Regions from separate parts of the Homo sapiens genome. Here region 1 is linked to region 2. Evidence: read pairs that join two places in POLR2A ChIA-PET (ENCODE). Cell type or tissue: PC-3. All regions are shown on one strand.

Evidence for each region. Peaks named below come from ENCODE experiments on the same cell type or tissue, not always from the same donor. Only the 100,000 strongest peaks of a DNase experiment are listed, where the experiment ranks them.
Region 1: POLR2A ChIA-PET joins it to region 2 with 8 read pairs; 2 of 35 experiments call an interaction of 5 or more read pairs at or near these places.

Annotation. Positions count from the first base shown.
Region 1 is chr1:233,259,847-233,263,846 of GRCh38, forward strand. It overlaps PCNX2 (pecanex 2), which reads right to left. Exons shown (of 34, transcript NM_014801.4): 2 at 3,112-3,317; 3 at 2,199-2,319; 4 at 1,439-1,475. Among named protein-coding and RNA genes, the nearest start is that of PCNX2, 34 kb to the right of the region's middle. RefSeq lists enhancers at 1,561-1,680, 1,711-1,790. In PC-3, no CTCF peak of the experiment used is centred here; a DNase peak (open chromatin) is centred at 1,525; H3K27ac peaks cover 853 bases.
Region 2 is chr1:233,010,662-233,014,661 of GRCh38, forward strand. All of the region lies in intron 28 of PCNX2 (pecanex 2), which reads right to left. Among named protein-coding and RNA genes, the nearest start is that of NTPCR, 62 kb to the left of the region's middle. In PC-3, no CTCF peak of the experiment used is centred here; no DNase peak of the experiment used is centred here.

The sequences.
Region 1 (4,000 bases), 250 kb after region 2:
TGAAATTATTCTTGAAACACAACAATAAAAATAAAACAAATGAAAAGCAATACAGTATAACAACTATATATATAGCATTTACATTGTATTAGGTATTATAAATAATTTAGAGATAATTTAAAGTATACAGGAGGATGTGTGTAGGTTACAAGCAAATACTATGCTGTTTTATATAAGAGACGTGAGCAACATCCACAGATTTTGTTATCCACGGGGGTCCTGGAACCAAATCCCCTAAAATACTGTAGAACACCACCAACTAGGATGGTATCTTTTATAAGATTTGACTAAGGAAAAAACAGAATTCTTTGCTTTACTGCAGTGTTGCTAAGAAACACTGGATTTAGTAGCCAGGTATGGGTTTAAATGCTACCTGTACATTTTACATACTATGACTCAGAATGAAATAATGTATGTAAAACTTCTACTGCAATTCTTAGTACAAGTAAAAAATAGAAAATTATTGTTTTAATTGGAATGGTGAAATTAAAAGGCCAGACCAGATATTCAAAGTATGTAAGATTATTATAGCACACCTAATCTGGAAGAATATGTTTCATATGAAGAAAAAGGTATGTGCTTGTATATGTGTATATAAAACACATAAAGTAACGTTGTTATGAAGCTGTACGTGCAACTAAAATATTAGAAGTCTAACTCATGTGAATTTATTTCAGTAGCAATAATATAGAAAAAATATGGATAATCCTTTACATATTGTTATAATGGGATACAACTGAATGATGAAAAAAGAAACTTCATTTTAGGGGTTCAGGGCTATGGTGCTAATTTCAGCTATTTTCTAGAGCGAATTAAACTTTACATTATTTTCAAAATTGAAATAGTGCACAAAATTTGTCTTTGTAGTAGTGGAAAAGAAAATAGAATTGCAGAGAAAGGAAGGAATTAATTCAGGCCTCCAAAAGATCTTTTCTAAGCCTTCTGCAGGTAGTCAAAAGACAAAAAAAAAAAAGTTAGTAAAAATGTAAAACAAAAATTGTTTAAGTTAAAAGAAAGATCCCCCAAAACAAAATCTGTAACTTGAAAGAAAGGCAGATATGCAGAATGCTGTACAATTTATCCTGTCATTTTTTGATGTATATGCTATAATACAAATTTTTATATGGATGATAATTTATCATCAATAAAAAACTTATATGTCTGCTCTTTATAAGCCATATGAAATGAGGCATAGACTGGAGAAATGACAATGAATTATGATCAACAAAATATCACAATTTGAATTAAGACTTGATATACAAATACCGATGAGAAAAAATTAAAATTAAGAGTTAAAGAAACAAAGTCAAAATATAACTATGCAGTCTTAGGTATAGTTCTTATTTTCAATTAATCCACTGGCATTCTGTTTTATAAAAATATTTCTCACTTCACTGAGGATAGTGCTGTGATAAAATATAAATGATTAACAGTTTACCTTTGAGATCTTCTACAGTTTCCTGTGCTGACAACTCCTACACAAATGAAAGAAACAAAAATCAATAGATGACTCAGCTGACCGTCCATTTCCAGACAGTCGGCAATAACTGACAGCAGTCACTGATTTTCTAAATGGCATGTAGGGGAGAGACAATACAGTGTTCACTCTCCTTAAGCTTCTATAAAATGGGGCCCAGAATGGATACAAACATATGTAAATGTGGACATTCAACCGAGACAACTGTACTGTGACAAAGGGAGATTTGCTACTAAGAAAGTAAGCAAAGAAGGAAGAAGCCACTACTTACACTATAGTGAATGGAGCTCAACAAAGTTAATCTAGAAAAAAGGTGATTTATTGACTTCCCAAAAAGACAAGTGTGATTTAAAATGGAAAGCAGAGGTGATATCCATTTCAGGTGGAAGGCACTGCAGATATGATGACTTAAATGAATGACAACAGAAAGAAGCAAAGGCCTACATATTGGTTCTCTGCCCAGTGTGGTTGACCCAGCAGCGCAGGTGGACGGCAGGGAAGGCCAGAGAGTGTGCTTTGAACACACGACTGGGCATTTATTTTATGGTCCCAAGGGCACCCTTCAGGCCATTTCCAGACCCTGGGATGTGATATTCCACTGTACACGGGCCAGTGATTACAGCATGCAAGCTACAATCACTGCTGCTGAACACTCCCATTCTAGGTGAGATCAACATCGAAATCACATGAAGAGGGTGAAACAGGAAAGAAGACCACTAACCAATGGCCCAGAAGAGTGATGAGAGGTTATGCTTTGCCCTCTGGAGCTGCAGCGGAGGGGAGGCGTGGAGAGGTTTCGACTGGCCTCTTCCTTTTTGCCATTGTGAATCTGCCTATTATTGCTAACCCAACATGAGAAACACAAGAGCAGTGAGCGATATTATCAAACAGAAGCATGACTCTTTTAGTACTAGTCTAAAAACTTTTTTTCCTAGAGTCCATTTTGTTATATTCCTTACATATAAATCTTTTTTTGTTGTTGTTAAGAGACAGGGCTTCGCTCTGTCTGGGTAGACTGGAATGCAGTGGCACGATCATGGCTCACTGCAGCCTCAAGCTCCTGGACTCAAGTGATCCTCCCACCTCAACCTCCCAAAATGCAAGGTTTACAGGCATAAGCCACCATCTGCAGCAGATAAATCTTATAATAAACATTATTTTTAAATTAGAGGACATGCTATCTTAAGGAGCTATAAGAAATAATACAAGAATGGTGAAAAGAATGCTAACTCAAGAATTACTCTTAATATTTCAGTTCTATGTAATGTATTACTTTTATATCAACAAACACAAATGCTGTTCTTTAAAATACTCTGGCATGCTCTAAGCATTTAAATAACAACATTAAAAGCAGTGAAGGGAAATTTTTTGCAGTGCTAAGCCTAAGGCAAATGAATTCTAGATCTTATGAGAAGGTCATATTGACTTCCCAAAAAGACATTTATTGGGAAGCCAGTTAAACCATCTTGATTATGAATATCAATTTTATGCTTAAGTATATGCTGAAATATAAGAAAAATGCATATATTTCTGTCTGCCTATACTAGTAATTTCATAAACACTGATAAAAAACTTATTTTAATCAAGAGCAAAACATTTACATTTTGAAGTGTCACATTAATTGAAAATATTACCTTGGATTTCTGTGATTAGTTATGTGTTCACCTTTGGCCTCCTTGTCTTTATTTGGCTTTTCTTCCTTTCTGGAGGGCTTTTGCTGAATTACTTCTCCTTTGTCAAACATGAGGTGTAGGCGATAACTGACCAGTTTGATTATTGTGAAGAATATAGTCACTGCACTGCAGTAGAAAAATACAATGATCGCATTTGGAGGAAAAGCCTGAAGAAAGGAAAAGACAGAGAAAAATCATTTGCTTTTAAGATTTTCTTTCTGTTTTAAATCTGGAAGCATTTTTAGACTATCTATTGAATATAAATTAGGCAAGATTTCAAATTAGACTAATTTTTTAAGTTTTCCTGGTTAAAATACTTGAGGAGAAAGAGCTGCTTTTTATTTTTTGAAGTCTTTTTTGTTTCTCAGGTTCTGTAGTAGTTGCACTGATAACCAACATTTGATTTGCAGGCAGGAACCCCACAGAACAAAAGATATATTCGAGGAAACCTCTCCATTTTTTTTTTTTTTTTTTTTTGAGACAGTGTCTCACTGTATCACCCAGGCTTGAGTGCAGTGGCAAGATCTCGGCTCACTGCAACCTCCGCCTCCCGGGCTCAGACAATTATCCTGCCTCAGCCTCCCGAGGAGCTGGGATTACAGGCATTCACCACCATGCCCGGCTAATTTTTGTATTTTTAATAGAGACAGGATTTCATTATGTTGGCCAGGCTGGTCTCGAACTCCTGACCTCAGGTGATCCGCCCACTTCGACCTCTCAAAGTGCTGAGATTAAAGGTGTGAGCCACTGTACCCGGCCTCCATGTTTGATAAGCTCTTATCTATGGCCTAATCCAATGCATCTTCCTATGCAGCTCATCTTAAAGGCCAGAGATGTATTTTGTTTTCAA
Region 2 (4,000 bases):
CAAGAAGGTATGTCCCAAACCTTAAATCTAAAAAATATAAGTGTCTTCTTGTCACATCCATATGAACCCATTCCATCTCCATAACATATCAACATTTTATTTAAAGACAATTTATATAAAGGTAGTCTTTTGCTCACTTACATTTGGCATCTCATTTAAGATGAATTTCAATGTACTCATCCTCCCTAATTTTGCATGCATATATTTTTCTTTCTTCAGGACTATCCATCAAATCTATGTCAGTTTTGTAAAGTCAAGACATTTCCCCCAACAAATTGGTCAAGTGAAGCATATGTTTAAGACCTGCCTGGAGAGTCAGTGTTCACCATCACCTGATGTGCTTTAGCACTAACTATGTAACAATGACTTGTTGGGTCTCCTACAGTACACCTAAGGACATACTCCCCATTTTAAAGTTATACAACCATATAGCACATATGCAAACACACAATTATGAGCCATTCTTACTTTGCACATGAATATAATCATACTAAAAGATTAGCAAATTGAATCCATCATTGTATAAAAACAATAATATATCATGACCAAGTAGAGCTTATTTCAGAATTGTAAGCATGTTTCAACATGAGGAAATCTACTAATGTAATACAACATTAATATATTAAAGAAGAAGAATAATATCACCCAAATTATGCCCCCCAATTCTATACAAATTCAACATCCTTTCTTGATAAAGCTTTAGCAAGCTAGGAAAAGAAGAAAACTCCCTGCCTTCATAACAGTGGTTTCATAGAAAACCTAAACCAAACCCCATTTTAAAAATTAATTTTAATTTTAAGTTCCGTGGTACATGTGCAGGACGTGCACATGTTCTGGAGAAAAGAATGCTGCACAGAGAGGCCAAGAAGAATCTGAGCAGACTAGCCTTGCTGGGTTTAGGTAATGCCCTTTTTGTCCAATCACATTTCTGCACAGCTGTCCAAGCTTTAATCATGGACAACCAATGACGCTCCATAAAAAGCCCAAAGGACACAGTTCTGGGAGCTTCTAGAGAGCTGAACATGTGCAGGTAGATAGGAAGGTGAAGAAGAATTCATCCACCTGCCTGGAAAGTGGCACACCCCAACTTCACAGGGATGGAAGCTCCTGTGCTCGAGACCCTTCCAGACCTGGCCCTATGCATCTCTTCATCTGGCTGTTTATTTGTATCCTTTAAAATATCCTTCATAATAAACTAGTAAACGTGTTTCCCTGGATTCTGTGAACTGCTCTAGCAAATTCATTGACCCCAAAGAGGGAATTGTGGGACCCCTCATGTAGAAGCCAGTCAGAAGTTCAGGTGGCCCAGACTTGTGGGCCTCAACCTTCAACCTGTGGGTTCTGACACCATCTCTGGTTAGTGTCAGAAGTGAACTGGAGGACAGTTCACCACAGAAGTGGTGCTTGCTTGCAGGAAGAAATCCCACATATATTGGGGCCACAGAAGTCTTCTGTGTTGATGACTGTTGTTTTTGTGTGAGAAGAGAGGAAAAACATGGTTTGAGAGTTTTTCCCTAAACAGTATCTATAAAAATTATGTGTAAAATTTGAGCTCTGTAGACTATTTTTTTCAAGTCAAACTATTTATGGCACCCTAGCAGATTCAATAGAAATCCCAGCTGTTGGTTGAAGAGCGGTGGGGCCCTGCCAGGCTCCAACCTCCCCTCCCACTGCATCCTCCACCCCAATCCCCAGGCATATCCAACTAGGTCAGAACTTCATGACTTCAGACCATGGGCTTAGGGTGGGATGTAAAAGAAGTTGTCTTTTGTAAGTGAAAAAACTGAAAGGAAAGCGTCTTGGAGGATCTTTCTATGTGGTGGAACCTCTCGGTGAAGTGAACCAGTCCCAAATAGTCAAGTGTTTCCCTAGAATACTGAGAGGATTCTCCCCAGAGTTACCTCATCACCATGTCTGCAGCAAGTAGAGTTGACATTGAGTATGAGAAACTATCTGAAATAAAGGAAATTCCATCAAAACAAAGTTTAAAAAAGCAGCTGGTAAGCATGGTGTTTAATTAAAGAAAAAGAAATAAGGCAGACCAAACAAGAAACGCCTGGATCAGGAATATCTGAACAAGTTACACAAAGAACAAGACTGAAAAAGCTTTTGAAAATGCCTTAGATATGAACTGAGATAATATTTGCAACTTGAAGTTTATAAAACATTTCAAATTGATCCAACAAAAGAGCTTATTTTAATCATCTTCCCAGGTGCTACGAATATCTCAAGAGTCATTTTGTGATTTCAAGTGCAAGATCCTATGAAGCCCTTCTCAAACACTGTTCTCTGCTTACAGTTTAATAAGGAGCCCGATCTTAGGGGCCACATCACAATGTTTTATGAAGCCCACAGAGGAGTCATCTGTTAGACCTGCGGCAATCATCAAGCTTAGTCCCAGATGGCCACAAAGAGAATGCCCTGAGTCCAGTGTGAGACTGAGTCAGGTAAGAGGACAGGGAGAGACCAGAGGCCAGCCAGCTCCTCCCCAGGAGATTGGCCTAAAATAGGCATTAACATGAGACTTTAAGGGTCAGAGTTTTGGTATTTCTCACCTGTAAAAACGATCATGAAATTCTGAGACGTGGGAGTTGAAAGAGTAGTTGATATCACAAATCCTAACTACCCTTGGTTCTTACTTGTCCCTCTTGGTGACTCCAGGCTACTGCCTCCAGAGGAAAATGAAAAGCGCTGCCAGCCACACACTTTACCCTTTATCAATTCACAACTCTTACTTGATGATACCTCCCAACAACTTGCCACCAGTGTAGACTCACAGCTGCCCCTTTCAAGAAGGACATTTGGAAACACAGTCAACAAGGCTCCCTGGGCTTGGTTACCTGACAGCCCAGAACTGTGACAGTTGCTAAACAAATAGACAGGTGGGTTTTGCCCTTAACAAGCTTACAATCCCACCTAACGTCACAAAACTCACTCAAGTCAATATCAAAAGAACCTCTTTTGTAGAGCACCATCAATAATATAATATAGACACAATGAAGCAAGTCCAAGTAGAAACAATCCCAGACGGGCAGAGGCTAAGTAGAGGCCCCCTTTCTTCTCTAAGCTCCCTAGGTTTGTGTTCTCAACCTTGGCTGCCCACTGACATCACCTGAGAGCTTTTGAAACTTGGGATGTGTGGTCCCACCCACAGAGGTGCTGATGGAATTGATTAAATATCCTGGGAATCAGGATATTTAAAAGCCTGACAGGAGGTTTTAACGTGCACGTGGGGTTGAGAACCACTCATCAAGGTGATTCCACTTTGTGGGCAGACAGAGTTCAGCACCACAGCCCATAGTGCTAAAAAAGGGGACATCTGTGCAATGGCCACTGATTTGGGTGATTTGAAGCTGACTGATGAAATTTTAAGAGCAGTTTGGCATGAGTACTGTTTCTTTGGTGGACAACATCACCCGAGTGACACAGGGTGCCAAAGAGCCAGCAGAGTTTGATTTTGTTTCTGTTCTTTAAAAAGACAGACGTGAGCTATTTACCCACTGAGGGGAGAGACCCAGTAGAGAAAGGGTTTGAAAAACAGAAGGGGCATCCAATTCATCAAAGCTCCAAGGAGACGGGGTGAAGTAGGGTCTGGACTAGAGCTCAGATGTGAGGATTTTCTTTTATGAAGACAATTAGGGGAAAGGGACCTAACACTGAGCAGCAACTCTGTTAGGTACTGGGCTAGGCACTTCATAGGCATGATTTCATTGAATCTTCCCAGCGAATCTGCAAGGACTTCTGTAACACAGAAGGTCCTATATCCAGAATCCCTGGGTCTTGACTATTCCACGTGAATGATATTTCCAAATTGAATACTCCAAAAGAGCAGTGATCAAAAAAAATGTTCATGTAGGCCCAATATAATTTATTATGAAAAGAACTATCTGAAAGTAGTATAATAAGTCCAGCTTCAAAATAAAGGAAATGATTGACAAAATCTGTCAAACATGTGAAAGTGGGTGCCTGTACCTAAGAGATTCTAACTTCTCCCCCCAGG